2 separate regions of the Homo sapiens genome follow, and region 1 is linked to region 2. A link is a loop called in an ENCODE intact Hi-C map of the cell type or tissue named here. Cell type or tissue: gastrocnemius medialis. All regions are shown on one strand. Each heading gives the region's core, and the rest is flanking DNA. Links, peaks and the distances in the headings are about the cores only. Region 1 has its middle 46 kb from the start of TRA2B. Region 2 overlaps DGKG (diacylglycerol kinase gamma).

Region 1 (16,234 bases), core at 4,301-12,300, 270 kb before region 2:
GAGGCAAATTCTGGCTCTGCCTCTATCCTTGGTAATTTACTTAACCTCTCTCCATCTCAGTGTCTTCATATGTTCCAAAAAAAGTTGTTATACCTCCTTCATGGGATCATTGTGAGGATGAAATGAGATCTGTACAGCAGGTGCTTGGCACTGGGTCTGGCATTTAGTAAGCCCTCAGCAACTGATCATGCTATAAATCATGCAGGAATGGCCTCCTTGTGTGGGGGGCTGCCTTCTTGGGCTTGGGGGTAAGTTATTTTCTCCAAGAAATTGTGCCTGGCCAGGACAGACTTTTTACAGAAGAGTGAGAATTGGTGATATTGGGCATCACCAGCCATTTCCCCAAGCAGGTATTGACAAGAGGAAGGGAAAAGAAAACAGGTTGTTTTCAGGGTACAATGATAGAGTTGAGTAGTTCCAACAGAGAACTTATGGCCCACAAAGCCTACAATATTTATATCTAGGCCTTTAGAAAAAAGTTTGTTTCCCAGCACTTTGGGAGGCCAAGGAGGGTGGATCACGAGGTCAGGAGTTTGAGACCAGCCTGGCGAACATGGTGAAACCCCGCCTCTACTAAAAATACAAAAATTAGCTGGGCATGGTGGTGGGCACCTGTAATCCCAGCTACTGGGGAGGCTGAGGCAGGAAAATCATTTGAACCCAGGAGGTGGAGGTTGTAGTGAGCCAAGATCGCGCCATTGCACTCCAGCCTGGGCGAGAGGGCAAGACTCCGTCTCAAAAAAAAAAAAAATAGTTTGTTGACATATGTTCTAGAATATTTCCTAGAATTAGGGATAGAAAGTTGGTTCTTGTTTGGATCAACAGCTCTTGGTCCAATGATTCTAGAGGGGATATCTAGATTCCCAATTCAGCCTCGGGTACTGAAGTTGTGAGGAGGCAAAGAGATATTTTTTTTTTTCTGGAAAACCAGTGTGGGAGTCAATCCAGCCACAAAACCACATCTGGTTATCTCATTGAAGCCACACACACATTTCTCGGAGAGATTGTTACTCCTGAACCCAAGAAGGCAGCCACCCACTCAAAGATGGGCTCACAAGAAGATCTGCAAGGTTCCTTGCACCTGAGTACACATTCACTTCTCAGTGACCCTTCTCCCAGGCCATTTGCATTTGGGTCATATGTTCATTTTGTCTTGTGGTTTTGAACTCTGTAAGGAAGGAGAGAAAGAGAGAGCGTGAGTGTAGGGGATGAGTGTGTGTATTGATTCTTAGAGGATGCAGTAGACATTGTTCTGAATTGCTCAGAACCTTCCAAGCATCTATTAGTCATATACTTGGTCCCTGACACTTCTTGGTATACAAATTGTTTTATAATGCAGCTGAAGCTCCTCTGGCACCACAGACTGTAGGGCATCAGAGGCTGGAACTTCTGTAGAATGGTCTGACAATTCCGGGGAAGGGTGCATCTGGCCACAAGGTGGCGCTCCAGCCCTCACGGTCTGACTTCCTCCTACCTCCTCAAGTGGGTGTGAAATGTCTAGTTGAAACTGTCTAACCCCCAAAGGAAGATGGTTTTCTCAGAAAGTGAGACATAACAGAACAGACCTCTTTCCTTCAAAAATCTGCAGTAAAAGAATCCCTTATTTTACTGAAGTACATGTGGTATCAAAGTTATGGATGAAAGAGTGACTCAAGGAGACAGACATGAAAGAATCTTCCATGCTTCTCACATAGACTTCTATTTCCAAACTCACTTCAAATTTTCAACGTTTTTCTGATTTCAAAAATAGCAACTGCTTATTGAAGAAAACTCGGAAAATTATGAAAAAGAAAATACAAATCACACGTAGTTCAATCTCTCAGAGATAGCTACTGTTAAGATTTGACAGATTGTCTTGTCTTTTTCCAGTATATATAAGTATCTATATATGTATATACTGTATATACTTATATATATTTATTGTATTAAATATATACATATGTATATGTATATATAAGTATGTGTATATATGTATATATTTAATACAATTATTAAATTGTATTATTGTATTAAATGTATACATATATACACACATATATATACATATGCATATATTTAACACAGTTAAAATAACACTAAATGTACCATTTTGTTTCTGGCCTTTTCAGTTAATGTTATGAGAATTTTTCTATTTTGTTAAACTTCTCCAAAAACATTAAACTGCATTATGTTCTGAGAGTAGATGTACCACAATTAATTCTACCATTTCTGTATTGTTGGCCATGTAGGTTGTTCTTAATTTTCTCATTATTATGAATGCATGTGACAATCATTGTTTTGCCTAAGTTGTTTGTGTCTGTCACCTTTTTTAAAGGCCAAGTAAAATTGCAAAGTCAGAGTTTATCTCTGAGGGCTAAAGACAGATTATACTGGATCCAATAGAAATGATTTTTAGCTAATTCAGTAGGGGGAATTATGGATCTAGTTAGTGTTAGAAAGGATTCAAGGAGTGGATTTTATGGAAGGTGACAGAAGGCAGCTCAGTTGGCGTGGGATGGGCTCCATTTCTGCTTGGGCCTGGCCTTGGCAAAGGCTGGGGCAATTGGAGGTAAAATACAGACCTCTAACCAAGAAAGGGAGCGAGGATGGATGGGCCATCAGCCAGGTGAGAAGGAGAGCCTGGTGCCAGAGAGGGGGGATCTTGATGCCGCATGGAGGCCCAGGTGGGTGGACGGTTTCAGAGGGCTGGTGGGGGAATACGAAGAGGAAGTATAGGCAAGAGCACTGTGAGGTGCTATTCACATGAAGGCTGGTACAGATCTACAGTACCTTACCCAAAAGGCTTGGGGCCAGAAACAATTCAGCTTTAGGAATCTTTCGGCTTTTAGATAGGTTATTGTCTACATATATAACATCACCAGCACGGGCTGGAGCAGGAACCTGTAATCAAACACATCTATATCTCTGCAGGCAAATATTTGAATGTTTCCACTAAATGGTATGATTAAAGACCATAAATAGCTTCACATAGTTAGATCAGGTTTGCCACTAATTTAGTTCAAAAAGGTCAGTTTGCTGCCAAATGGCTTATGGGGGAAAAAAAACTTTAGAGTCTCTTGGATTTTGGAGTTAGGCTAAAGAATTGTGGACCTGGCTGGGTGCTGTGGCTCACACCTGTAACCCCAGCACTTTGGGAGGCAGAGGCGGGCAGATCACCTGAGGTCAGGAGTTTGAGACCAGGCTGGCCAACATGGCGAAACCCCATCTCTACCAAAAATACACAAAATTAGTCGGGCGTGGTGGCGGGTGCCTGTAATCCCAGCTACTCAGGAGGCTGAGGCAGGAGAATTACTTGAACTCGGAGGGCAGAGGTTGCAGTGAGCCGAGATCGCACCACTGCACTCCAGTCTGAGTGACAGAGTGAGACACTGTCTTAAAAAAAAAAAAAAAAGAATTATGGACCTGTGTCATCATTAAGGTGAATAATGTCATTTCAAACTATTTTAAGTATGGGCTATAACATTTTCTGTCTTCTTATTTGTTCTTAAAAGATTACCCCGGAAGCTTTCGAGAAGCTGGGATTCCCTGCAGCAAAGGAAATAGCCAATATGTGTCGTTTCTATGAAATGAAGCCAGACCGAGATGTCAATCTCACCCACCAACTAAATCCCAAAGTCAAAAGCTTCAGCCAGTTTATCTCAGAGAACCAGGGAGCCTTCAAGGGCATGTAGAAAATCAGCTGTTCAGATAGGCCTCTGCACCACACAGCCTCTTTCCTCTCTGATCCTTTTCCTCTTTACGGCACAACATTCATGTTGACAGAACATGCTGGAATGCAATTGTTTGCAACACCGAAGGATTTCCTGCGGTCGCCTCTTCAGTAGGAAGCACTGCATTGGTGATAGAACACGGTAATTTGATTCACATTTAACTTGCTAGTTAGTGATAAGGGTGGTACACCTGTTTGGTAAAATGAGAAGCCTCGGAACTTGGAGCTTCTCTCCTACCACTAATGGGAGGGCAGATTATACTGGGATTTCTCCTGGGTGAGTAATTTCAAGCCCTAATGCTGAAATTCCCCTAGGCAGCTCCAGTTTTCTCAACTGCATTGCAAAATTCCCAGTGAACTTTTAAGTACTTTTAACTTAAAAAAATGAACATCTTTGTAGAGAATTTTCTGGGGAACATGGTGTTCAATGAACAAGCACAAGCATTGGAAATGCTAAAATTCAGTTTTGCCTCAAGATTGGAAGTTTATTTTCTGACTCATTCATGAAGTCATCTATTGAGCCACCATTCAATTATTCATCTATTAATTCCTTGATCCTTCATTTATCCATTCTGCAAACTTTTCTTGAGCACCAGCACGGGTGGCCATTTGTGGACTTCTCTTCATTCCTATGTGTTTTCTTATCAAAGTGATCCACTCTCGAAAGGCTCCTTTCCAGTCTGTGGTTGGGTTCAAGTCATGCCAGGGCCAGGGGGCCCATCTCCTCGTTTAGCTCTAGGCAAAATCCAGGGGATCTGCAGTGGGGAGCGGGGGCAGGAAGCTGGAGGGAAGGCCTGTGAAGGGTAGGGATGTGGAAAGACAAGGTGACAGAAGGACCCAATAGGACCTTTCTATATCTCTGGCTTAGCATTTTCTACATCATATTGTAATCGTCTTATTTGCTAGTTTTCTTCCTTACTGTGAGTGACTAACAGTCATCTTTATCCCAGTGCCTGGTACATAATAAGTGATCAATAAATGTTGATTGACTAAATGAGTAAATAGTTAATTCTATCATTACAAGAAAAGAGTGGCCAGGCACAGTGGCTCATACCTGTCCTCCCAGGACTTTGGGGGAGGCTGAGGTGGGTGGATCGCCTGAGCCCAGGAGTTTAAGACTAGCCTAGGCAACATGGTGAGACCCTCTCTCTGGAAAAAAAAAAATTAGTCAGGCCATGGTGTTGTGCTCCTTTGGTCCCAGCTACTTGGAGGCTGAGGTTGCAGGATCACCTGAGCCTGGAGGTTGAGGCTGCAGTGAGCCGTGATCATGCCACTGCACTCCAGCCTGGGTGACAGAGTAAGAACCTGTCTCTAAATAAGTAAATAAATAAACAGGTGCATTGGTTGTGTGAATTGGGGGGTGTGGTTTTTATCCCCCCAAAAGAACTACCAACTGATACTTTTTAAGGGCGAGCGATTGTCCACTTCCGGGAAGGGGGCTTCCCCCACTATCCAGCATGTGATGATAGAAGTCCCTGAGCAAGGACAGAGATGGTGGTGCCTGTGTGAGAGCCCTTGGCCTGGAATCTCACTCAGGAGAGAGAGACTTGGTGGTGGCAAAAGCCAGCCTTTTTTCTTTTAGAACTCCCAGGGATAAGTATTGAATAAATGATGTTGAAGTTGTTGCAAGCAAATTTTTATCTCGGGGGGAAATCACAATTGAAGTGCATTTGAGGACCACTCTCCTTTTCAAAGTACCAAGTCCCCAGCAATAAATTTAGTGCAACTTAAGTGCTCAGCCCTGGGAAATGGGCCTGGATAAATTTCTAAAAAGGGAAAAGAAAAAGAAAAACAAAACCCTAAACTAAAAATAGATGACTTATTACTCATCTGGGTGGGCCAGACAGGAAGAACGACTGCTGTTCCCTAAATAACCTCAGGGTCCCCCATGTGGAGAGTGACTATAGGCCCAAGGGTCCCTGGACTTTTTGTGTGTTTGCTGGGATGGCAGGTTGGTTCTTTAAGACCGGGATGGCTGGGCATGGTGACTCACACCTGCAATCCCAGCGCTTTGGGAGGCCAAGGTGGGAGGATTGCTTGAGGCCAGGAATTTGAGACCAGACTGGGCAACATAGCAAGACCCAGTTTCTAAAAAAAATAACAAAACTTAACCAGGCATAGTAGTGTGTGCCTGTAGTCCCAGCTACTTGGGAAGTTGAGGCAGGAGGATCTCTTGAGCTCAGAAATTTGAGGCTTCAGTGACCTGTGATCATGCCACTGCATTCTAGACAGAGTGAGACCTTCCTTGTCTCTCTCTCTTTTTTTTTTTTTTTGAGACAGGGTCTCACACTGTCACCCAGGCTGGAGTGCAGTAGTGCAATCATGGCTCACTGCAGCCTAAAACTTCTGAGCTCAAGTGATCCTCCTGCCTCCACCTCCTGAGTAGCTGGGACTACAGGCACATAGTACCATGCCCGGCTAATTCTTTTTGTATTTTTGTAGAGACAGGGCTTAGCTGTCTGGTCTCAAACTTCTGGCCTCAAGTGATGGTCCCAAACTTCTGGCCTCAAGCTATCTGCCTGCCTCAGCCTCCCAAAGTGTTGGGATTACAGGCATGAGCCACGATGCCCGGACTTCCTCATCTCTTAAAAAAAAAAAAGGAAGAAAGAAAAGAAAAAAAAGAAGACTGAGACAGGCCAGGGCTGTCATGGATCAGTCCCAACAATTGTTCCTGGAAAGCATGAGAAGTCCTTCCAGGATTTAGAACCAAACTTTGCAGTGGCTGATCTGAAATGAGACTGTGCACTTTAGGGACCTCAATCTCACATAACAAAGAAGGGAAAATAACTTCCAACTAGTCTGAGACATTTTAATATTTGTTGACAGTGGACAAAAGATTCCACCCACTATCCTCTCCCAGTCCTGCCCAACAGTCTCCAGGCCAAAGGAGGGAAAGGATTCCCTTTGCAGTTGTTCAGGTAGAGACTTGGGGACCCAAGAGAGGCACAGAAGGTGGAAATAGGGCCGTGCATCTCAGTGAACAAGAGCACCCTTTGTTGTCCAGGAGTAGATTAGGGTTGGGGGTGTGGGCGATGGAATAGAAAGGATGCAGAAGATCTCTCTCCGTGATTCCAGAAATGACCCTAGAAATTCAAGCTACAAAGTCAGATAATCCTGGATTTGATTGCCTCTGCCACTGACAAGTTGTGTGAACTTGGTCAAGTTACTTGATTTCTAGGCTTGGTCTCCCCATCCTCACTGGGGACTGCTGGGGGGACTGAAAGATTGAAAGCATGAGAGGCACTTTGTATAGTCTTTGCCAGGTAGTAAGTGCTCAAGAAACAGCTGTAATTATTCTCTCTTCTCTCTCTCTCTCTCTCTCTTTTTTTTTTTTTTTTTTTTTTTTTTTTGAGACAGAGGCTCTTGTTGTCCAGGCTGGAGTGCAATGGTGCAATCTTGGCTCACTGCAACCTCCGCCTCCCGGGTTCAAGCGATTCTCTCTTGTCTCAGCCTCCCGAATAGCTGGGATTGCAGGCGCGCGCTGCCACGCCCAGCTAATTTTGTATTTTTGGTGGAGACAGGGTTTCTCCATGTTGGTCAGGCTGGTCTCGAACTACTGACCTTAGGTGATCTGCCCTCCTCGGCTTCCCAAAGTGTTGGAATTACAGGCATGAGCCACGGCGCCCGGCAAAAAAACAGCTATAATTATTGTTGAGCATAATTCCTCCCCTTGCCTCCTTCATATGCCTCCCAAAATTCTGAAGTGCCCCCTGGGCGGTTCCCAGTGTCGCCTGACCTTGGCCTCCTGGACTGCAGGTTCATCTTGCTCTAACCGCCCGCTGCCCGGTGTCCCGTCCCTTCCCAGCTTCCTTCTCCCACCACTAGATGGCAGTATGAGTCCAGCATAAGAAAGGATCGCTCCAGCCTCATCCCAGGTGATTTTTTCCCCGGGCTTTTTTGGGGAATAAAGCCAAAGGAGATAGTTATACGGCGCATCTTAAAGCCTTGTCGGTTACCCTCCGTGGCCATTTCGACAGACATGCGCTGGTCACCTTCTCTGGGGTGAAGTGCCTTCTCCGTGCCGGATTTGAGATTAAGGGAAGGAAAGGGAGGACCAAGGGATTATCCAAAGACTCCAGCACTGGCTCGCCCCATGCAGAGGAAGGCCCTCAGGCTAAGGGTGAGCCTTCTGCATAGAGGGGTCTCAGACCCTGCTCCAGGAGTGCAGAGCACAGGGCCTGCCCTTTCTCCGCCTGGCAGCCGGGGCCGAGCCTTGCTGGATGCTGGTGCTCCTGCTGCTGGCTTCTCCGCTGGCCACACTGCTTGTCATCCTCTCCCCAACCCAAGGGACCTTTGCAACTCTGAAATCCCATCAAGACTACACAAGGGGCAGAGACAATTCACTAAAAGGAAACTGGGGCACTGTTAGGAAGTGCGTATTGAACGGCCCTCAGGCACTGTCCATTCTCCCAAGTAACAGAGCAGAACACTCTGGCAATGTAGTCCTGACTTGGACTCCTCATAGGAGTGAGCAGGAAGGCAATAACATGAATTTTAAACCATCTCGAGTAGAAGTTGCTATAGCATTTCTTTCTCCTTCCTTCCTTCCTTCCTTCCTTCCTTCCTTCCTTCCTTCCTTCCTTCCTTCCTTCCTCCCTCCCTCTCTCTCTTTTTTTTCTTTCTTTCTTTCTTCTCTCTCTCTCTCTCTTTCTTTCTTCTCTTTCTCTCTCTTTCTTTTCTTTTTTTTTTGAGATAGAGTCTTGCTCTGTCACCCAGGCTGGAGTGCAGTGGCGCGATCTCGGCTCACTGCAACCTCCGCCTCCCGGTTCAAGTGATTCTCCTGCCTCAGCTTCCTGAGTAGCTGGGATTACAGGCGCCCCGCCACCACGTCTGGCTAATTTTTGTATTTTTAGTAGAGACGGGGTTTCACCATGGTGGCCAGGCTGGTCTTGAACTCCTGACTTCATGATCCGCCTGCCTCGTCCTCCCAAAGTGCTGGGACTACAGACGCGAGCCACTGCACCTTGGCTGCTATAGCATTTCTGACGGGCTGCCCCGCTGAGTGTTGCAAGAGGATTAAAAATGTACACACCCTTTACTTGGCAAAACTCCTAAGAAACCATCTTAAGTAAATAAACACAAATATAGATAAAAATATAATTTTGAGGATTTTATATGAAAGTATTTTTTCATGAGAGCAAAAATATAGAAGTAAGCAAAATGTTCAGCATTTAAGAAATGGATAATTAAATTATTGAAGTTTAAAAATTCCTTTAAACTGTAAATTCTTTAGAACTAGCATTTGTGACGAATTTTTACTGAGAAAAATTATGTTTTAAGTGAAAAATATTGGATTATATCCAGCATTATATCTAGCCTAATCCCAATTGTGTAAACTACATATACATAGTAAAACATTGGAAGGAAAAATATGCCAAAATGTTAATAAATGTTTTCATTGAAGTAAAATTTTGGTTGATTTCTATTTTCCTTATTTTAAGTTTCTTCTTTCCCCTAGTTTTCCATAATAAAAATTGTTAGTTTTGGCCGGGTGCAGTGGCTCATGCCTGTAATCACAGCACTTTGGGAGGCTGAGGCGGGCGGATCACTTGAGGTCAGGAGCTCGAGACCAGCCTTGCCAACATGGTGAAACCCCATCTCTACTAAAAATACAAAAATTAGCCGGGTGTGGCAATGCGTGCCTGTAGTCCCAGCTACTAGGGAGGCTGAGGCACGAGAATCGCTTGAGCCTGGATGGCATAGGTTGCAGTGAGCCGAGATTGCGCCACTGCACTCCAGCCTGGGCGATAGAACAAGATTCAGTCTCAAAAAAAAAAAAAAAAATTGTTACTTTTATGTTGAACTTTTACATAAGCAAGAGTTATTTTAAAAATTTAACAAATATTATTTATCGATTGTCCTGTCTTCCTTATAACAAATATAATAATTATTTATGAGTGTTTACTACGTCCTAGCCACTCTAAGAGATGAAGGTATACACTTTCATTGAATCTTATATCGACACTCTAAGAAAGATTATCTTCTCATTTTATAGATAAAGAAACATACTTCACAGAGTTTAGGTAACGTGCTCAAAGTCACAGTTATTAGGAGTCAGGATTTAAATCTAAGTCTGTATGTTTCCAAAGTCCATGAGCTTTTCACCACACACTAGAACTTCGATCCTCCCTCCCAACCAAGGGACGCTTGCAGCTCTGAAGTCCCATCAAGACCACACAAGGGCAGAGTTCTCAAGTTATAAAAGGATTCGGTCATCAGATTCATTCAGAATTCAGTTGTTTGGAATTTGGACATATTCTCCTTAGAAACAATGTATAAATGCTAATGTGCAACACTGTATAAAGATCAACTCTAAAAGTTGGTGAAACCCATCTACCCATATGCTGTGAAACCACAACTTTCCATAGGATATTGCTTGTTAATCCTGTCTCCCAGATGCACACACAAGAGAATAACGAAACTAACACTGGGGTGAGGACAAGGCAGTGCTTGGCGGAGGGCGGGCTCAACATTCGCGCATGTGCAGAAAGAGAATGCGGAGCCACGGTGTCCTCAGGCTACCGGCAAGGCCGTGGATCTGCGTGGCTAACGGGGGGCAAGACAGGGGTCACGGGGCTGAGTGTGGAAGCCCTGCGTGGAAATCGAGAGAGCCCTCAGGAGGTCTTGGGGGATCAAACCCAAAGGTTTCCAAGAGCCGGGCTGGTAGATGAAGGAAACAAGCCAGATGTAGCACAGAAGGGAGTGGTGGCGACTGTACCGACAGGAGACCGTGCGACCCACCTAAAGGCAATACAAATACATTTAAATAGAAACACATTGACAGTCAAATGTAACTTGTGGCTGGGCGCAGTGGCTCACGCCTGTAATCTCTGCACTTTGGGAGGCCGAGGGGGGCGGATCACTTGAGATCAGGAGTTCCAAACCAGCCTGGCCATCATGGTGAAACCCCGTCTCTGTTAAAAATACAAAAATTAGCCAGGCGTGGTGGCGGATGCCTGTAATTCCAGCTACTTGGAAGGCTGAGGCAGGAGAATCGCTTGAACCTGGGAGGCAGAGGTTGCAGTGAGCAGAGATCGCATTACTGTACTCCAGCCTGGGCGACAGAGCGAGACTGTGTCACAAAAATACAAACAAAAAAAACAACAAAAAAACCCCAGATGTAACTTGTGTCAGTTATTACTAAATGGTGGTTTTCTGACTTTAGGATTAATTCCTGAACCCTCTGATTTTGTGGAAGGGCTGGGACTTGGTGAAGCTGTAGGTATCGTGAGTGACTGGCCTGATCACGAGGGGAAGGAGCACCCACAGAATGCCAGGGTCCTCCTCTTTGGCAGTGGGGAACTATTGGGTGTTATTATAGCAGCTATCATCACCTTAATCAGTACAGTATTTTTATGCCCCTTTTATAGAGAAGTAGTGGGTGTTGGCTGTGGGGTGAAGGGGTTGAGGAGCTTGTCAGCAGGCCTCACTCCTATCTGTGTTATTACAAATAAAGCATTCCCTCATTGCTTCTGGCAAATGTTTGGCCATGGGGAAAAGAAAGAAGCAAGTAACCAACATTTGTTGAAAACTGTACTGTTTCATAGTCATCATTTTTATTTATTTATTTACTTATTTTGGAGACAGGGTCTTCTTTTGTCATCCACAATGGAGTGCAGTGGCATGATCACAGCTCACTGCAGTCTTGACCTCCCAGACTCAAGTGATCCTCTTGCCTCAGCCTCCCGAGTAGCTGGGACTACAGGCATGTACCACCATGCCCGGCTAATTTTTTTTATTATTTTTTAGCAGTGGCAGGGTTTTACCATGTTTCCCAGGCTGGTCTCGAACTCCTGGGCTCAAGGGATCCTCTCATGTCAGCCTCCCAAAGTGCTGGGATTACAGGCATGAGCCACTGCGCCTGGCCTCATAGTCACTCTTTTATTTAAGCTTAGTATCTCCCTGAAAAGTTGGTGTATGTGGCAAAGACTAGCTAGATGTTTACCAATCTTGGTTTCCTTGTCTTCTTTGGTACACAGCTGGACCTCATTTCTCAGCGTTTTTTGCAATTACAAAAACACTGTAATTAAAAAATTAATTACAGCTGTAGGACTGTTCTAGACACTAGCATGTGAGTGGAAGTGGTGTGTGACACTTCTAGGCCTGGCATAAATCTCTTCCACTTGCCACAGTCCTCCATCATCTTCCCCTCACCTTTGGACTGATGTCCATGCTGATGACTTTGGTGGAGCCCAGCCACCTAAATTCCCTCTTAGAGGAGAGCGGCTCACAGATTAGGAGCACCTGTTTTCAATTTTATGTGAACACAAAATAAACTTCCATAACATTAGAGGCAATTGACATTTTTGAGGGTGTGTGTTTATTATAGCAGCTATCATCACCTTAATCAGTACAGTATTTTTATGCCCATTTTATGGAGAAGTAAACTGAGGCCCAGAGAGTCGAGTGACTTGCCCAAGGTCACACAGCTGAAAAGTAATGAATTCGAACCCAGATTTATCTAGCTGTTGAACCCAGATTTATCTAGCTGTTAAACCCAGGATCTTTCTACAATGACACACTGCCTCTAAATTCAACAACACATTCTGTAGTGCCTAGTTTGTGCTTTCTTATCCTATTGGAAACCCCATCCCACCCACATCTGATGGAGCCTCCAAAATACAAGCAGACAGGAGAGAAGAGTTGGGGTAATGGGGGGCTGAATCATCAAGATTTCAATTTAGTATCAAGTTGCTTAGGGGGAAATCCATATGCAGCTCCCAAGTCCTTCTGAAAGCCAGGTGGGGGCAGCTGGCACAGAAAAATGGGGTCTGTAGTTCCCCTGCCTGCCATCAGGGACCTGAAAATCCTAGGGGAGTTTTTAATTCCCAGTGGCACTCTTGCTGGTCCTCTTGTTCATTAACATCTGTGTCCCTCCAATTTGGGCTCTGGCTTGAACTCTATGAACTGCTCAAAGAGGCTCTTGCTACCTCTTTGTTCAAACAGACAATGGCTGCAATAACAAAGAGGAAAATCAGATGCAGGTGAAAGTTTATTTTTAACATTTCCGAGGCCAAATGAGGATTTAACATGAAAATCAGAGCCCTCACTTCCGCCTGCTCTCTCCAAAAGTGGCTGGGGTGCTTTTGGCTGGCCCAGACTCCAACACTCTTGGATCCCTTCCAAATGAGTACACCACTGATGAGGTAGACAGTTTAGTCTTTCTGAGCCTTCTTTTGGCAAGAAATAGACATTTTGTTTGGAGATGAGGTTAAACTTGAACCCGTACATTGTGATTAGCTTAGGAAGCCAGGCTGCCCTGGCCACCCCAAATATGTGAGGTTGTCTTTACATGTTATTTTATTTTATTTTTTTGGGACAGAGTCTCGCTCTGTTGCTCAGGCAACAGAGTGCAGTGGCACAATCTCAGCTCACTGCAACCTCGCCTCCCAGGTTCAAGCAATTCTCCTCCCTCAGCCTCCTGAGTAGCTGGGATTACAGGCATGCACCACTACACCTGGTTAATTTTTGTACTTTCAGTAGAGACAGGGTTTTGCCATGTTGGCCAGGCTGGTCTTGAACTCCTGGACTCAAGTGATCTGCCCACCTTGGCCTCCCAAAGTGTTGGGATTACAGGCATGAGCCACTGTGCCCGGCCCTGTCTTTACATTTTAGTCAAATCAGACTGAAGCCTGAACAAATGTGTAATAAAGTGAAAATTCTTTGAAACCATGAGTCTGAAAGCTCCCTTGGGGATGAGCTCCTAGCTTGCCTCTCTTGTGTGGCTCGTCTGAAGCTTGCAGATGGCAGAGGCCTGTGAGGTTCCTGTGAGAAACAGCAAGAATTACCAGGAGCTGGTGTGCCTGGAGCATCTGCATTGTGCAAGGTACTTAACCCCTTTATCCAGTCATCATAACCATCTCCTGAGTTCAGAATCATTATCAGCAGTGTTTGAGGGAACCAGCCCAGAAAGGTGCGGAGTCAGCCCATTCCTTGCAGAGCATACCTAAGATTATTCGACTCCAAGGCCAATTTTCTTTCCATTGTACCATAGTGTGAATGAGCATTAGTTTTCTGTTCCCTGATTTCCCACCTACCAGCAGGAAGCAGAAAAGTGCAGAAATGGTCTTGTGCTTTTGTCCTCCTGAGAACCCAGCAGTGGTAGCTTTCCTGTAGAAACTCAGAAAGGAGAAGTTATGGGTTCATGATAGCCATGATTATAATAAAATGGTTCCAGGAAACTGAACAAACCAACAACAACAGCAACAAAACCCGAAATGGCTTGCTCTTCTTCTTATGCTTCACTTTAAGCTAAATCGGCTTTCTGATATAAAATGGCCTTCCTTTCTGTTTCAATTCTTCCATTGGCAAGTCTTGGGCAAAGGGTGGATTGACGAAGAAAGGAAAAGGGGAGCAAGTGGTCCTAAGAGCTAAGAGCTGCCCTTCTTCTTTTAAGACACCTGGTGAATATTCCCTCCTCTTGCTTGTGTTTTATTTCAGCCTGTCTTCCCCAGGGCTCCTCCAAGGTTCTGACTGGTCAGCCCACTACTACCTTGGTACTTACCCTTTTTCCAGAAAAAGAGGTATTCCTTGAGGTTACCAAATCGGTTCTCCTCAACTCTCCATCTCCAGCCAACACCTCTCACCCAACGCTGCCCTGTGTTACCCCATTTACCCCCACTACTTTTTTTTTTTGAGACAGAGTCTCACTCTGTTGCCTAGGCTGGAGTGCAATGGCGTGATCTCAGCTCACTGCAACCTCTGCCTCCGGGGTTCAAGTGATTCTCCTGTCTCAACCTCCCAAGTAGCTGGGATTGTAGGTGCCCACCACCACAGATGGCTAATTTTTGTATTTTCAGTAAAGACAGGATTTCACCATGTTGGTCAGGCTGATCTTGAACTCCTGACCTCAAGTGATCCACCCACCTCGGCCTCCCAAAGTGCTGGGATTACAGACGTGAGCTACCACCAGTAACTTCTATAAAGCTCAACAAGGGTAAAGTCAAGGGCAAATCTCCTCCCTCAAACCAACTTCTTTCTTTCTTCTCATCTTTAACAGGGCCACTGCCAGCATCCAGGAGCCCAGGCTTGCAGTCAACGACTCTTCCTTTCCCATTAACTCCCATAGTCTGTCATTCACAAATTCCTATTTGTCCTTTCTTCCAAATGCCTCTTGCATTTCTTACTTTTCTCTCACTCCCTCTATCTTCATCCTAGCCCAGAGCCTGCCCCTGGGCTGGTATCCCCATAGACTCTTCCTTTTCTAAACTATCATTCTACTCCATTCATCTATTCCTTCATTCATCAGAAGAGCATCTGTGGAGCACTTAGTGCCAGACACTGCGCTAGACACTAGATGCACCCGTAACACAGACATGGTCCAGCTGGGGAGGCAGGTAATTGACAGGCAACTACAGTGTCTTGGGGTGAGTGTGATGATGGAGGAAGCCCTTAGCTGGGACCGTAATCCAGATGGAGAGACGTGTTGGGGAGGCCTACACACTCCTACTGGTTTCATTGTCCTAAACACTTTTATCCTGTTTCAACTAAAATTGACCTTCTCTTACTTTTGTTCCTTTGGGTTCAAACTTTGTAACCTGAGATTCTAAGGCCTTCCTTGTCAACCAAGCCTCATTCCCAGGACCCTCTAGTGGAAGAGGTAGTAGTAACAATGATAGTAATAATAGCACATCTTCATTAAGCTTATTTATCTTAAATAACAGGCCCTCTTCTAAGTACTTTTCTTATGTTAACTCTTCACAACATTCTCTATGAAGGAGGTACAGGTACTATGATTAGCACCACTGACAGAAGGGGAAACCGAGGCATGAGTGCTAAAAGGCAGAATCTGGGTTCAAGTCCAGGTGGCATGGCTTCCAGGCTGGCATGTGATGATGACACCATTGTGTATCAGTGTAACCTGGCCGTGTGGACCTCAGACTCTAAATCATACATCCTAAGTTCTCCCCAAAGACCTTTTTACTCCTGATCCCCTCTCCCCTGAGAATGCCCTTCTCTTTCTTATCAAACGCTATAGAAGGTTTTATTTACATATAAAAACAGAGCCTTCTTCCATGGAAAAGGCACTGGGTCTGGACTCAGTTCGATGTTCAAATCTTGTTTCTGGCTGCCAAATCCTTTCTTCTCCCTGACTCTCAATTCTTCCATCTCTGCAATGGGAATATTACTATTCTCCTCACACAGCCATTCTGAGTATGATGTGAAAATAATGCATGTGAGTGTGCTTGGAAAACTGCAGTCCCATACAAATTTACAGGAATCAACATCATTTTTTTCCTCTGGCTTCTCAAAATAAGAATGTTGTTATACAGTCTGAACTTCACTACAGCAAAGTTTGCTTACACATTCCACTGGGCATGGGACTATCTTTCTATACCTCAACTTCATCATCTGGGCAATGGGCATAATACCAGCTGCTTTATAGAAACATTTTGGGAATTTAATGAATTTTTTTGTTTTTTGAGACAGAGTCTCACTCTGTTGCCCAGACTGGAGTGCAATGGTGCGATCTTGGCTCACTGCAGCCTCTGCCTCCTGGGTTCAAGTGATTCCCTTGCCTCAGCC
Region 2 (16,234 bases), core at 3,214-11,213:
CCACACTCAGGCCAAGTTTCAGAATGCTTGGACCCAACTCAGGGCTGGGGGGGCAGGTAAGACAGGTAGACACTAGGGACCCAGAGGGGACAACAGAAGGCTGGAACCCTTCCTGGGCGTTTCCCTTCCATACAGAAAGGTGATCTTTGACCAACTCACCACACCAATGGAGAAATAGTTGTTCATGATGCTGTATGGGACCTGGTCCCCGTTTTCCACTTCCTCTCTGGGGATGACTTCCAGATGCCAGCGGTCCAGCATCACCAAGGGGCTCTGCTCAATGTCTTTCAGGATTTTTGTCAAGCTGCCCCCTTCATAACCTGTGGAGGACAGCACTGCATTTGCCACCACAGCAGAAAGGCTGTATTCTTGCTAATGCACAGGTAGTTGTCAGGGCAGGTAAGCCCAGGGCATCTGTGACTATGGGACTCCCCACTGTGTCTGTGGGCTAGAGACACTTACGTTCCCCGAGCCACAGAGAAGGGCAGGATAACTGAAAGTAATCAGAGGCTGGGGGCAGGGGAGGGAGTGGGTGCTAGCTAAAGGTCACAGGCCTGTGTAGCTGAAGCGAAGCAAACCCTGGAGAAGCGGTGGGCTGGATGGCTGGGAGTCTCTGCATGGGAGAACAGCAGATCCTTCTGGGCTGTGTCATGTGGGAGATGGACAGTGTGGCAGGCAGAATTTTAAGATGGCCGCTAGGCCTAGGTCCTGCTTGCTTTGACACTGCCCACCAAGCATAGCTGATCATTGAACACTGACCATTGCACTGCCTGGTCTTGACTCATTCTCTGAATTAGCAGCCATCTGGAGTCCCCACCCCTTTTCTGGCCGGCAGCCTGATCTGTCTGCTCCATGTGTTGAGCTGAACTTCTCCATTTTCTGGCGCATGTCCAACGCCATGGGGGCTACTGCAGTTTGCAAAGTTCTCTGCCCCTTGTCTTATACACTGGTTACCACTCTGTGTTTCCTCTTAGGGAAATTTCAAAATGAGGGCCCATGGCTATGGGGCTTAGGATGATCTGAATGCTTCTAGTGACGGTAAGTAACTGGAGATGTAGCATTTTGGTCCTCAGTTTTAGTCCTAATTCAGAAGATCAGCCATTTGTGGGAGAGGGAATTTCACACAGAAAACATCTAAGTGAGCACCTTCTTGGATGGGACTCTGGGGATGGGACATATGAGACTTTGTCTTTACCCTACAGTTGATTGCTTTCTACTGGGGAAAGCAGGCTCTAAGTTGATGGTTTCAGGATGATAGTAAACTCGGGGCTGAGGGAGAAAAAGCTCCCAGAGCCCAGAAGAGGGGCTTCTATTCTAGATTCAGCATGGGATGGAGGGCAGAGAAAGGGTCATGGACTTGACATGACTGCAGAGTTGAGTATTATGCTGCGGAATGTGATCCATAAAAGGGTAAGTTCAGCCTAGCTCTGTAGAGCATCTCTGTAAACAGGAACACCTGTTCCCAGGGTACCACCATTAGCATGCAAACTCACCTCCTCCCCAGCGGAGACAACGGGCAAGGTCATTTCCTGTTCCAAGAGGCAGGACAGCCACTGGTGGATGCTTTGCAAAGTTGGCCTTATCTGCAAGACACACAGAGGAACAGAGAACCATATGCCATGGGACTGTAGAATGTTTGAGTTGTCTTTTTATCCCTGATCTGATGCTTGAACCCCTCCATAGCATTCTTTGTTTGAATACCACCCTGATGGGAAACACACTACTTCCTAAAGCCATCTATCCCATCTGCAGCGTGTTAACCACCACTAATTGAGTTAAATCTGTCCATTTGTATTTTATATTGAGCTAAATCTGTATCCCTGCAACTTGCATATGTTTATTCAAATTTCATCCTAAATCTGTCCTTTGGGGTGGCAGCATACACCCCAAAACATTAAGTTGCATGTTTTTAATCCTTAATGATAATCAGCACTTACTCCATTTATTCCTCAGCCTAACTTTGTAAGGGATTATCCTCCTTCAAGTAGCTGAAGAAACTGAGATTGACAGAGGGAAAGTAGTCTACAACCATTCTACCCTGAACACGCTCAATCTCATCTGACTGCAGCAGCTAGGCCTGGTCAATACTTGAATGGCAGACAGGGAAAGTAATTCCAGAGCCAGGATTCAAACCCAGATCTCTATGGCTCCAAGTCCATTCCCCTCCTCTCTTCAGGGGCCAGGCAGGTATACAGATTAGTAAAACAGGTGGGGCTAGGACACTAGGGAATAGTGGGACATTGGACAAGCTGAAGATGCTCACCTTCAACTGTTCACCACTCGAGTTTAAAAGTTTAAAAACTAACATTAGCTAAATGAACAAAACCTCCAGGTGTTATTTGGCCCCCACAACCAGTTTGTCACTTCCACCACCTCTCAGAATTGCAATGACACAGATTCCTAATTATTCCTCTTCTGACAGTTGTGAAGGACATCAGACAGAACCATCAGAGAAAGCACAATAGAACATGTTTTCATCTGGCCTCAGATCTACCGTGGCATATTGTCTAGGCTGGGAGAGCTGAAGAGGGCACAGGCATCCATCAGTCTTGGGGGTGGGTGGGTATTTCCATGAGACCTCAGCACGCATGGTGCCCCTGGATGTGAGCAATGTGATTGCGGCGTGAGGAGAGATGCAGGAATCAGCAGGGAAGGCTCAAGCTAGGGTTGTCCTGGCAAACTGGGAGCTCATAGGTCCTCCAGGTTGTCTGACCTATATCAGAAATGGCTGAGCGCAGGCAAGACCCAGGACTGAGATGGCCACTGGAAGGCTTGAGATAGAGAGCAAAACAATGCAATGGCCCCTCTCGTTGTCCTCAGAACATGTGTTCAGAGCACTGCCTCCCTGCCTTTGCACAGCCTGCTCCCTTTGCCTAGAAGGCTCTTGTTTCCTGTGTCTGCCCCTTCTTCTGTGTCCCCACCTCGGCAGGTCAACTGTTGTTATGGTGTTTAGGCTAGAAAGCTGTATGCCGCCCTAGGTTTTTCCTTTTCCCTCACACATCCATTCACATATCACATTCTATGTGTTGTCTCCTTACTAGATCTCCAAGCAATCTCTTCTCTCTATCCCCATGGTGATGCCTGAGTGCAGGTATGATTCCTTCCCACTGGTATCGCTGCAACAGCCTCCTCTCGGCTCTCTCCGCCTCCAGTTCCACCCTCCTAGTGTGTCACCCACACTTTCACCAAGAAGGGAAGTCCATGAACCACAGTCCCTCGCACTGGCTCACTGCTTTCACTTCTGGGATGGGGCTGTGTGGCTCCTCATGGCCCCATAGCCTACCACAGTAGGCCCAGGAAGCAGGCTCTGCCTTTCTCCCTAGCCTCATCCTTCTGCACATCCTGCCTCCCACGCAACATGTCAACCGTTCTCAAGTGTTTTCACTTCCTTAAAGCACAAAGCTCTCTGTGGCTCAGCTCAGAAGCTGCCTTTGGGAGACCCTCCCTAGTTGCCCCAGCCTGGACCTGGTGCCTCGTCAGAATATTTCCTTAGCACCAGAAATGATCTCTTTGTACTCTCTTGTAATTATCTCCTTGTTTGTTCCCTGAATGTATTGTAACCTCCCCGAGGGGGACTGGGTCTCATTCTCACAGCATCTTCATACATATCGACTGAAGCCTGCTATATGCAGATGCAGTGTTAGGTGCTCCGGCTCTGAGAGTGGGCAAAAAAGCCGTGGCTTGGGTTCTCATGGTGCTTACCGACTGTCCAGTGGGACAGACAGATAATAATGAGGAATCCATGGAGATAATGCATCATTTCACATTCACGTTGGAAAACAAACAGAGGAGCACTGTCGTATAAGAAGGTGACTGAGGCTGGTGGGTGTGTCAGGGGAGGCTCCCCTGAGTAAGCCACATGTCAGCTGAGATCTGGAGTGGAAGCTGACTGAGTGAAGGCTGGGGCAGCACTGCAGACAGGGTGGCCAACTTGTGTGAAGGCCCTGAGGTGCAAGGGAGACTGGAACGCCCAGGGGTCTGAGAGATGGGCCGGGACCTGAGTCCAGATGGAGAGGGATGGAGGTAGAAATAAGGCTGGAAGGGTGCGCAGCAGCTGGACCACCCAGGGCCCTGTAGATTACTTCAAGGGTTTTGTCTTTATCCCAAGAATAATGGAAGCCACTGGTGTGCTTTATGCACACCATGCACCCAGTGACATGCAGGAAAGATCGCTATGGGTGTAGGGAGAGAACAGATCAGAGAGGGGACCATGGGGGGGCGCTGCAGAGCACTGAACAAGTGCTGAAATGAGAGTGAACGGATGAATATCTTACGCAGTTATCCCTTTTGCTTCTGCTTTTTTCTCTTTGGGTCACTAACCTGTGAAAAAAACTAATGTTTCTTCCTCCTTCTGTGATCTTCCTTCTTTCTGTTTTGAGCAGCTTCTATCACCTGTGTCCTCTGCGGATGAACTGCATAAAGCTCTCCGCCAAAGCCTACTTCTCCCTCATGGTGGAGAGGGAGCCGTGTGAGTAGTCCGGTACCGCAGCCATCCACCCTCTGCAGATCAGCTTTTCCTTCCTTGGCTCCCGGAGGACTCCTCCCTCCTCCCACAAACAACTCCAGAGCCCAAGGTGACAGGAGAGCGTGGGTGGCTGCTTGGCAGGGCTGTGTCCATGGCAACCAAAGCGCCCGGGGGAGTGGCGGGCGGCAGGTGTACGGTCCTGCAGCCTTCTCGCCCAGCTAGGTGGTCTACTTACAGCCCCCGGAGGCACGGCTTTCTCTGCCCTGGTCACGGTCTAGTCCTGGCTTGTCCTTGACTTCCCTCGTCCTCTCATCTCCCACATACAGTCTGTCAGCAAATCGTATTGCCTTCACCTTCTAAAGATATCCAGAAGCTGGCCACTTCTCACCACCACTCTGTTTCTCCTGTGGTCCAAGCCCTGGACATCTCTCACTTGGACTGCTGCAGTGGCCTCCGAACTGATCTCCCCGCTTCTGCCCTCTTCTCTTAATCTGTCATGTTCCTCCTTTGCTCAAAACCATCCAATGTCATGGGACCCTCCCAGTATAAAAGCCATATTCCATAGAATGCCCTATATGTCCTAGTCACCTGGCCCCTCGTCACCTCTGCTTCATCCGCTGTAGCTTTTCTCGAATCCACTCTGCTTTGACCATGCTGGCCTGCCTCCAGCAGCCTGGCCTGCTCCCACTGCAGGGCCTTCGTCTTTGCTGTTCCTTCTGCCTGGACTGCCCTTCCTCAGGTATCCACTTGACTCACCCCTCCTCCAGATCTCCATGCCAATGTTGTCTTCTCTGTCAGGTGTTAGATTGCAGCCTTGAGCTCCCTGTGCCCCTTCCCTGCTGTACTTTAAACACTTCCTGACATACTATGTCTCACTTATTTAATTGTTCATTGCCTGTCTCTTTCCTCTACATGGTGTGCTCCATGAAAGTGGAATTTTTGTCCGTTCATTCCCTGCTGTATCTCCAGTGCCTTGGGGAGAGCTTGACACATCATGGAGCACAGGCAGCATTTTTGGGATGAAGAATGGAAAGCCCAGGGCTCATCGCTCAGGGCCCAGTCTCTGACTTTGATGACTGTCCTCCCCAGTGCTCCCCCGGCCGCTTTCTTGTCCTTATATTACACTTTGCAGTGTTTGTCTGGGTTCTGTAGGGTTAGATCTTGACTCTGCTTCCATCCCAGAATTTCAGTCAGTTTCCATCACTTACTGGGGCTGATGTGTCCGAGGACCCACAGATCCAGGTAGAGCTGGGTAGAACTCAGGCTACCAGCCTTCTGGCCTGGGCCTTTTTATCTAGATGTACTCTACTGGACACAGCTCAGTGTGGTCCTTCTTTGCTTGCACTGATCTGTACTTTCTAGATGCACTTTCTGGACTCAGGCTCCGGGTGTTCATCTCAAGGTGATTTGTCCCAGGCTATGATCTATGCTTAGTTCTCTGGCCTTTACCAACCCCAAAGGGTCTGCCCAGAATTCCACTCCTGTCCTCCCACCCCCCAAATCTGGCCTGTCCTGCCACTGCCCAAACCCCAGCCATGACAGATCTGCTTTACAGGAAAGGCCTGAAACTAAACTGTTACCTCCGTATTGGAGGGAATCATTCGATTGTCTTATTTCTTTTTTTTTTTTTTTTCCACCCAAAGCAAATATTTAGTCAAGTGTTGGTCCAGGGGAAGATACAAGGATGAACAGACATGGCTCCATGTCTCTTTCTTTTTTATTGCCTTCTGCTGATTGTAAATACGCTTACTATAAATAAGCAGCAAACGCCCTCTCAGCCCATGCTTACCAATGCAATCCAAAATCCAGCCAACTGTCCCATCTCCACCACAGGCCAAAACACGGAAGTCTGGAGTATCACGGAAAAAGTTCAACCTGGGAAGAAGAAGAAAGGCCAAAATGGGCTTGTTACTAGGTTGCAGCTGACATTGATACATGTTGAGTCAGAGTCTGCCCTGTTCCCCAGGAGTATGTTAAGACCTCGATTCCTTTTGTGGTTGAAAGGGTCACTCAATGTTCTGAAACCAGAAGTTACTATGCAGTGCCTTGAATATGGAGCCAAGGCCAAGGGGGCCATCCTTGTGCAAGGATAATCTGACTCAACATTCGACACAAATGGAAAATGGTTTTCTAGAAATTCTGTACTAGTTACGCAGAGGAGTCCAGAGTTTTGGCGTCAATACAAATAGCCCCCAGTGTTTTCACTCCTCTCGGGCTCTCCTGCCTGCTCTGTCCTGACACCCGCCCTGGTAAGCAAGATGCACCGAATTTGCTGGATCTTCTCTTCACTCTCCTGTGGGCCACAGTGAGTGGAGTGATGCCCTTCTCTTCTCAGGAGCCTTAACCCTGGAGAGCAGGGTGCTTATACCTGGGGTCCACCAACCTCCAAGGGTTCTATGGATTGGATTCAGAGGGCCATTAACTTGGAGGAGAAAATAATACATTCTTATTTTCCCTAAGCTCAAACTGAAATTAGTAGTATTTCCTTCAATTCAGCATGTAGGCAACAGACCACAGAGGTTGGAACCATACCCATGACTTTGTCAGCGGTCAAAATCACAGCCATGTTAGTGTTTCATTATGGTTGTGACAGATGCCTCATACCACTGCCATGCTCATCACTGCTTGGAATTTACGGTAGTTATTAGACCCACTTCTGGGTCTTCCTATTTGACGTATTGGTGAAGCTCATATATTCTCATATCACTAATTTGTTTTACTGTTTTAATAACTGTTTTTTGATATGGTTTCCCTGGTCACCTTTTATTATTAAATTTATGCATTAAGAAATATTCCAAGAGGGGGTTTCTATGCTTCACCAGACTGCCAAGGGGGTTCCTGGCACAAAAAAGTTAAGAACCTCTGCTTTAGAATGAATGTGCCCTGCGGACACCTTGGGGGTGGAACTTGGGAAGCCTAAGGTCAATATTTCCAATCTGCCCAGCCTGGTGGTCTGAGAAGAGCCCTGGAGCTTTCAGAATCACTGATGCATGTGTAGGCAAATTAACATTCCTTCTCTTGCAGAACTCTGCTCTCCGACGGGACTCTCCGACGGGAAGTGAATTCTGAACAGACGCTCCCTCCAGCTAGGCAGCTTGTCTGATTAGAGAGTGACATGCGCATGAGAGACCCTCAGGGCGTATCAGCCCGGGAAGTAGCCACCTGGCTCGTCGTCTCAGATGAAAACAATTTAGAATACACGAGGTGAAGCTGGAGGACTGTCTGCCAGTTTTGACAGTGGGCTGGTAAAGGTGTCTGTGGGGGGCTGCTCCGTCACAAGGCTGTACTGTTCAGCAGTGATGGCAATCACGGTGACTGTGATGGCAACTGCAGTGGTGTACAGAGGTGGGCTCTGTTCTGAAATTACTTTTACAGGTAAATCATGGCAGGTGTACTGAATCCGCACTTATGTTTCTTTCTCTTTTTAACTGGGCCTTGTACTACCGCTGCCATAAACAATAGCTTTGGTGTCAGCCAACCAAAGACAGGGTCAAATTCTCTTTTCAGAGTCCTTACTCCAACCTCTCTGAGGGGTCTAGCTGAACCCGGAGCAGAAATCCTGGTTTGGAGGTTGGGCAAATGGCTGCGTGCTGGGCAAGCCCAGCCCAGAGTATGCAGACAGCCCCGGGCCCGGGGCCGGCCAGTAGAGGGCTCTCGAGCACCGGCCCGGACTGGGAGGAAGCCCAGGCTTTCCTGGCCTTCTAGCCCAGGTGCTGTAGGGGCCGCATCACAGAGACCTGCAGCTCACCATTAGCCGCAGACACAGGGACCACGCCTCCCACCAGGCCTCTTTACAACCCCATGCTAACGAGAAGAGAATAGCCAATGAGTAAGTGGCAGGAGGAGCAAAACAACCTCAAAATCGAATGATTTAGAAAACAAAAGTGATTCCATTGAACAAGTAATTGTCTTGATCCTAAAATGACCCCACAACGGAACACCAAGGCAGAACTCTGAGTCACTGTCTAGATTTCCAAACTGCTGACTGACAATGATAAGAAAACTTTCTCTTCTCTGATGATTCAGTATGAAGACACCAGCTAACAGAGCCTTGCAAATAAGTTAAAATAATTTACCAGCCTGTTCCTCCTGTCAATCAAATGAAAGGTGTGTGCAGTTTTCCCCCTCTTATAAAATAACTTTTTCTAGGACAAGCTACAGGAGGCCACTTCTCAAACAGAGTTAGCCTTCCTGGGCATCCTGAGTATCTCCAGGAGTCAGAGTCAGACGTGAGAAAAAGCAGAGAAAGGGAGTAAAATGGCAGGAAGGAACAAGTTGAGAGACGAAAGAAAAAAAAGGTGACAAAAGAGGCATCTTCATTGGAGTTTAAAAGGGAGGGGGAGAAATAAGAGGTAAAGATTGTGATCTCCATACCCTGGAGTAGGCCCCCCATTGTCCAGGTTGAAAACTTGTTTGGGGTTGAGCAGATAGTGGAATTTCCGAAGAATTCTATGGAAAAAAAAAGAAAAGGAGGGAGAGAGAGAGACAGAGAAGGAATATGTCATCGTGAGAAGTCACATTAGGGCAAACACCTCTGGAGCCCACTGGTGGCAGGGATGAGGGTTCATTTAAACCCCGGAGGGGAGGGCACTGCCTGCTGACCCTGGCGTCCAGGTTCCACCTGGCATCACCCGTGTTATCACTCCCGGTTCAAGGCTGAACTACCAACCTAGACTCCAGCTCCTAAGCCCAGAAGCATCGCCCCTTACAAAGAGGACAGGGCAGAGAAACCCAGAGAACAGAACTTTCATTCTAAAGCTTTATCCTCCACAGAGACCTTCTCCCAAATGTTCTGTATGGTCTAGGCAGTGTGATTCTGCCCTCTGCAGACTGTACAAAAGCATCACAGGACCCCCTCCTCCCCAGGGAGAGGCCCCCTGCAGTCCTGGGATCAGGAGGAAACGCAGGAGGTGGTGTTGGGCTGTGGGGGAGGGAGGGCGCTGAGAGGCCGTGACTGCACCCAGGCCTGCTTTCCTGGCTCCAGCTTGGAATTGTCAGGTCAGTTCAGGAGGGGTGTCCTGCCCCTTGGACAGGGGTGGGGGTCCTCATAGTTCTTGCTTTAACTCTACTAATTATTATTTTTTAACCTGGATTCCAGATCACGGTGCCATCTGTTAATGATCCCGGAATTGGGAGGCAGAGCTGCTTTAACCATTCTCCCTGTCCACCTGTGCTGTTCAGCAATTTCTAGCCTCCGCTGAACTGGGCATTTCAGCAAACTGATGAGGTGGATGCACTGGCTTCTCACGGGTGACGGTAGCCCAGCAGGTCCTAATCAACGGGCTGCCCATCATCTCTTAAATCAAGAGATCTGAGAGGCTAGAAAGGCACAGGCATCTCAGAGCGTGGTCTAACTCTAGTGGTCTTAATAATGGCTCACGTGGCAGGCTGTGGGCTAAGCACCGTGTCTGTTCTCACCTGTGAGAGGAGGAATGATAATTATCTCCATTTTACAGAGGGAGAAACCGAGGCCCGGGGACATTAAGTCACTTGGGCCAGGTCATAAAGTGGCAGGTGGCAGTGCTGGGATTTGAGTCTGCCTGTCTCCACAGCCTGCTGTGTTCCTGCCAAGGGGAGGAAGGGCCTGAGTCGTGTCGCCCTAGTTGCTCCACTTTGAAACAGAAGAGAACGTACCTTTCTCCTTGTCTCCCTCCACTCTTGGGGTTCACCAAGACCAGCAGGGGGTGGGTACCCGGGGTGGGGATGATCTTATACTTGAAAGGTAAAAGAAAAAGAAATTAGCTCTGCTTCATCCAATAGGGGGCGTGAGATGAGAGTTGAAGCCAAGACAGCTTCGGAGAGGCAGATGAGAAGCAGGAGGGCAGGCAGTCAGGTGTTTTTCCACTGGCTGAATTTTCGGAGGGGCTAAGTAGCTAAGTGTCTCCAGTTTGAATGGCCTTTAAGTAGTGTTAACGGAAATGAGGGTTTGAGGTCAGGATCAGCGATGGGACAATGATGCTGTAGCTTCAAATCATTCAACGATGACGTGGTCTTGTACCTACAGCACAAGATGAAATTTTGTGGGAGACACAGCTGAATATGATCTTAGAAAGCACGGCCGTCTGATCATACGCGTAAGTGAAATAGCACTCGTGGAGTGAACCACCCGCTTCCACCCTGGCGCCTTCCAAATGCTCATTTCCGGCCCCAGTTTCCTCCTGAACCCTGGTCCCACATTTCTCACTGGCCAGTGGGTAGTACTGTCGACTGGACGTCTCACCATCAGTACAAGCTCAACATGCCTCATACATGACCCATCTTCTCTCCCTATGAAACTCGGCCTTTCTCTTGGTTCCCTGTTTCTGTTATTCATCCATCCATCCAAGGAAGGTCTTGTCCTGCCAAGTCTTTCCCTGAAATGTCCCTTTACCTCTGGTAGCTGCCACAGCCCCATGCTGCTTGTGCCTTTCCCACCCTAGGTAAGTCCTGCACACCATCCCCACACAGTTCCTTCCCAGGACACCAGGTCAGCCATACCACTCTTGCCCAAAAACTTGTAAAGACATCTCATTATTAAAGGAGGATTTGGATTTTGTGGATAAAATGTAAATTTCCTAACCTGGCATCAAAGGCCTTTTCAGTCTAGCCCTATTCTACTGTTATCTCCTAATTCCTGCTAACCCTCAGCTGCAGGTGCAGCCAAGTCCTGCTCTTGCTCCTCTAGTAAGTCTAGAGTGTGTCTCTTGCATTCCCACCCATGGGTCTGCTCGTGCTTGTTTCTTCTCCCATTCCATGTCCCGAAATGCCCACTTCCTTCTTTGCAGACTACTAAAAAAATTTTTGGCTGGGCATGATCACTCACGCCTATAATCCCAACACTTTGGGAGGCCGGGGCAGGAGCATCACAAGGTCAGAAGTTCGAGACCAGCCTGGCCAACATGATGAAACCCCGTCTCTACTAAAAATACAAAAATTAGCCGGGCGTGGTGGGAGGTGCCTGTAATCCCAGCTACTCGGGAGGCTGAGGCAGGAGAATCGCTTGAACCTGGGAGGTGGAGGTTGCAGTGAGCTGAGATCTCGCCACCGCACTCCAGCCTGGGCGACAGAGCAAGACTCCGTCTCGGAAAAGAAAAACAAACAAACAAACAAACAAACAAAAAACACCACCACCACCACCAACAAAAACCTGCTTATCCTCAGGGCTCAATTCAAGAGACATCTCTATGAAGTTTCCCTTCATCATTGCAACTAAAATGATTGCACTTAAAACATGTACTATTGGCTGGGCATGGTGGCTCATGCCTGTAATCCTAGCACTTTGGGAGGCTGAGGCAGGCGGATCACCTGAGGTCAGGAGTTCGAGACCAGCCTGGCCAATATGGTGAAACCCCATCTCTACTAAAAATACAAAAATTAGCCGGGTGTAGTGGCGCATGCCTGTAATCCCAGCTACTTGGGAGGCTGAGGCAGGAGAATCGCTTGAACCCGGGAGGCAAAGGTTGCAGTGAGCTGAGATCGCACCATTGCACTCCAGCCTGGGAGACAAGAGCGAAACCCCATCTCAAAAAACAAGCAAGCAAGCAAGCAAGCAAGCAAGCAAACAAACGCACCATGTACTATCTTCTGGAGTTTCTTTTGTTGTTCATTTGTATTTTTTTTTTTTTTTACTTTCTTAGATAAATGACTCAAAACATCAACTGGATTTAAAATGCATTGGGAGCAGAGTGGGGTGTGTGTAACCCTACTACCAAGGACCCTATAGCACCAGACACAAGAGTGGGTGCTCAGCAAATACTTGTGGGTTCAGTGGAAGGATACACCAATGTGGACGCACAGCTCTGCTCCATATTCAATATCTAATGCCTGCTTTTCCAGATCTCAAGCTAAAAGTCCAGCAAACACAGTGCCATGTTGTTTGAAAAGGATAGTAGCATTTCCGATGATCTAAAAAATTTGTCTCACCTGCCCAGGGTGACTATGTGATGCCCAGAAGCATCTTGGAGGCTGAGGAATAAACCCTCACCTCTGGAGATGATATTCAACGTATTTAACAGCCAGTCCTACAGTGGGGGCTCTGCCCCATCAGAACAGATGCAAGACAACCCGATGGCTGCCTGCCCTAAACAACTGGCATACATGTATCGGGTGTGGATATGCATGCGCCTGTGTGTGTTTCCCACCTTTCTGCCCTTCTAGGTGTCTAGAGCTTTCTCACATATTAAGATTCTCCCCTCATTCGGCCTTATGTTTCACTTTTCTTTTTCTTTTTTTTCTTTTGAGACATAATCTCCCTCTGTTGCCCAGGCTGGAGTGCAGTGGCAGAATCTCGGCTCACTGCAACCTCCACCTCCCAGGTTCAAGCGATTCTCCTGCCTCAGCCTCCCGAGTAGCTGGGATTACAGGCACCTCCCACCACGCCCGGCTAATTTTTGTATTTTTAGTAGAGATGGGGTTTCACCATGTTGGCCAGTCTGGTCTCGAACTTCTGACCTTAGGCGATTTGCCCGCCTCAGCATCCCAAACTGCTGCGATGACAGGCGTGAGCCACTGCGCCCGGCCTTTTACTTTTCACAACACGTGAATCTGTATATTCTCATTTAATCTTACAGCACCTCTGGGAGGTGGGCAGGGCAGGGATTACTGTGTCTCCTTTGAGCGGAGGAAACTTAAGGCTCAGAGGCAGAGCAGGAGGCCCCGGTTTTCTATTTCCTTTTCTAGTACTCTTTGTTCCTCACCAGGCTGCCTTCCCTGCATTCCTTGGAACTCTGTGGAAGACACAAAAAATGTTCATTGCTGAACCCAAGTAAAAAAAATGAGTTCTTAAGTATACATTTAAGGATTAAGAAGAACTTTTAGATCTGGTTAGCTTCATTTTGGCAGATCATGTTCTGGAGACAGCTTGGCAATCTTGAAAAACCCATTGTCTATTTTTAGGCCACATCTTTGTTATTATTTAGGACATCTGCATATTAAAGTTTTATGTAACTTTTTCCTAAAATAGTAATAAAGCCCAATAAGACCAGCAATGGGATCAGTCAACCTTTCCTCTCACCACTTGCTGACAGTGTGGCTGTCAAAGGTAACACCAGAGGCCACAAATAAATGCCCTCCTGGGTGGTATAATTAGTCAGATGAGAAGGCAAATGCTGAGATGCTTTTCTGTAGAACCCAAACCCCGTCTTGCCCGCCACAGCCCTGGAACAACTTAGAAGGTGCAATCGGATTTAGAGCTCATGAGGTACCTGCATGACAAGTTCGCCCTTGGCGGACACGCAGCCATCAGACTTCTCACCTGGCCTGTCCTGTGACAAGAAAGGAAAGACAAGCATCTTTTGGAAAAAGAAGCCTAACACAAAGAAAGAGATCAGATGAAAAACAAACGGCTGATATAAAGAAAGAGATCAGAAAGCTAGTGTAGTATGGAGACGAGGTTTTCAACATAGGGCTTCTGACCTAAATAAAGAAATGTACCCCTATGACTTTTTCTAGGATTCTTCAGGCCTCCAGTGATGACATCACGGGCTGACTTTACCTTTGAGGCAAGGGACATAGTGGGGAGCACTGAAAGTGGCAGAATTCCACTTGGTTGATTTAGAAGCTTGAGCTCTGAGAAGAAAATTCTTAGACTTGGCGACTTGGCTTTTCTTCCTTTCTTTTTTTTTTTTTTTTTTTTTTTTGAGACGGAGTCTCGCTCTATTGCCAGGCTGGAGTGCAGTGGTGTGATCTCGGCTCACTGCAAGCTCCGCCTCCTGGGTTCAAGTGATTCTCCTGTCTCGGCCTCCTTAGTAGCTGGGACTACAGGTGCGTGCCACCACGCCCAGCTAATTGCTAATTTTCTTGTATTTTTAGTAGAGATGGGGTTTCACCATGTTGGCCAGGATGGTCTCGATCCCTTGACCTCGTGATCCGCTGGCCTCAGCCTCCCAAAGTGCTGGGATTACAGGTGTAAGCCACTGCGCCTGGCCGTCGACTTGGCTTTTCGGCTGAGCACTATCTAATGATATGATATTGTCATTTTTCTTGGTTTTGTTTGTTTTTCTAATGTTTATTTTATTAAGGTTTTCTCACATATAGTAAAATGCTCAAATCTAAATTGTACAGCTTGATGAATTTTGTATATGGGGATGGCCTCGTAACTACTACCTCTTCAAGCATAACCCTGTTGTGACTCCTGATACCACATGGGTTTTGCCTGGCTTTTGAATTTCATATAATGGATTCATAGAGCATATCTTTTCGAGTCTAGCTTCTTTGGTTCAGCATTATGTTTTTGAGATTCTCCATGTTTTTACTCTATGCATAGTTTGTTCTTTTCCATTGCAATGTAGTTTCCCATTCTATGAATGCCAGATGCCGATATGCCTCAATTTATTCATCTATTCTCCTGTTAATGGTCATTTAACTTGTTTCCAGTTTTTAACTGTTATGAATAAAGCTGCTATGAGCATTCTTGTGCATGTCTTTTGGTGGAATAAATGCTTGTATTTTCCAGGTAGATGCACTGGAGGAGAATTTTTGAGTTATGGAGTTTGTATATTTCCAATACAGTAAATATTGCTAAATGATTTTCCAATGTGTTGGTATTTTTCAGGGTTTTTTATTTTTATTTTTGAGACAGAGTCTCACTCTGTCACCCAGGCTGGAGTGCAGTGGTGTGATCTTGGCTCACTGCAACCTCCACCTCCCAGGTTCAAGCAATTCTCCTGCCTCAGCCTCCCCAGTAGCTGGGATTACAGGTGCCCACTACCACGCCTGGCTAATTTTTGTATTTTTAGTAGAGATGGGGTTTCACCATGTGGCCAGGCTGATCTAAAACTCCTGACCTCAGGTGATCCGCCTGCCTCAGCCTCCCAAAGTGCCGGGATTACAGGCATGAGCCACCGTGGCTGGCCTTTTTCTCAGGTTTTTAATGACAAAGAAGTAGCTGGTCAAGTCCAGAGTGAGATGTGAGGAATGGGTGGGACTTGCAACATTTTTAAGATGGGAAGATGGCAAAATTAAGTGTTTGACGCTTGTTTGAAAGAGGAGTCTTCAACACAGGCGACAACGTGCCAGGTGGGGGTAAAGGAGCTTAATTTTGCTGCTTTCATTTCCAAATCAGGCTGAGACATCCAAGTGGAAACTCAGGAAGTAGAGGGAGATACTGTTTGGATGTGGCAGGGAGATTGACAGAGATGAGGGAGGTTGGGAGCCTGGCCATGCATAGGTGGTGACTGAGGTTCCTTGTGCTGTGCTCTGCCTGCAAAAGGCTTAGAACAAATGTGCTTTCCTTGCTGGGTCATTTCAGGGTACTCGGGGTGGTCAGCAATTGGCAACAGTTTAGTCAGAGAAGATTTCTCTCAAAATCTGATCTGTGCAGCGCTGACCTCTTTCAAGCACATACTGAAAGCACAAACCCAACAGAGAGGAGCAGAAAAGATTAACAACTGGGCACTGGGCTAAAAACCCAGGTGATAAGATAATCTGCACAACAAACTCCCGCAAGACGTGTCTGCCTGTGTAACAAACCCTCCCATGTACTCTCTAACCTAAAATAACAGTAAAAAAAGAAAGAAAAGAAAACACAAACCCAAAGAGTTGTCAGGGAAGCCCTGGGAAGGATGTGAATGTCTGAAAGCTGCCTACATCTGAAACCAGAACCCGGAGAAGCTACAGCCCTCGCCGGGGCAGGAGCACTTACCCGGGTGATGGGGCATATGGAGGTGGGCAGTAAGATGTGGTCTCTGAGTTCCCCACCGTCACACAACGTTGATAATTCACATTTGCGGTGAAACTGGGGGGAGAAATGAAAAAGAGAGTGAGTGAAAGTGAGCAAAGAAACATCAAACA

Evidence for each region. A loop is a pair of places that touch in the nucleus more often than their neighbours do. Peaks named below come from ENCODE experiments on the same cell type or tissue, not always from the same donor. Only the 100,000 strongest peaks of a DNase experiment are listed, where the experiment ranks them.
Region 1: it touches region 2 in a loop (4-fold over the local background); 65 of 110 quality-filtered maps call a loop at or near these places.

What each region holds. Positions count from the first base shown.
Region 1 is chr3:185,976,167-185,992,400 of GRCh38, forward strand. It overlaps the pseudogene NMRAL2P. Among named protein-coding and RNA genes, the nearest start is that of TRA2B, 46 kb to the left of the region's middle. RefSeq lists an enhancer at 7,378-7,899. In gastrocnemius medialis, for the core only: a CTCF peak has its summit at 7,530 (motif pointing right); a DNase peak (open chromatin) is centred at 7,525.
Region 2 is chr3:186,251,600-186,267,833 of GRCh38, forward strand. DGKG (diacylglycerol kinase gamma) reads right to left here. Exons shown (of 25, transcript NM_001346.3): 13 at 16,086-16,178; 14 at 13,648-13,707; 15 at 10,100-10,179; 16 at 8,840-8,914; 17 at 6,255-6,340; 18 at 1,494-1,583; 19 at 160-320. Among named protein-coding and RNA genes, the nearest start is that of DGKG, 100 kb to the right of the region's middle. RefSeq lists enhancers at 3,448-3,507, 3,608-3,897, 3,928-3,977 and a silencer at 4,558-4,637. In gastrocnemius medialis, for the core only: a CTCF peak has its summit at 8,106 (motif pointing right); DNase peaks (open chromatin) are centred at 3,242 and 8,132.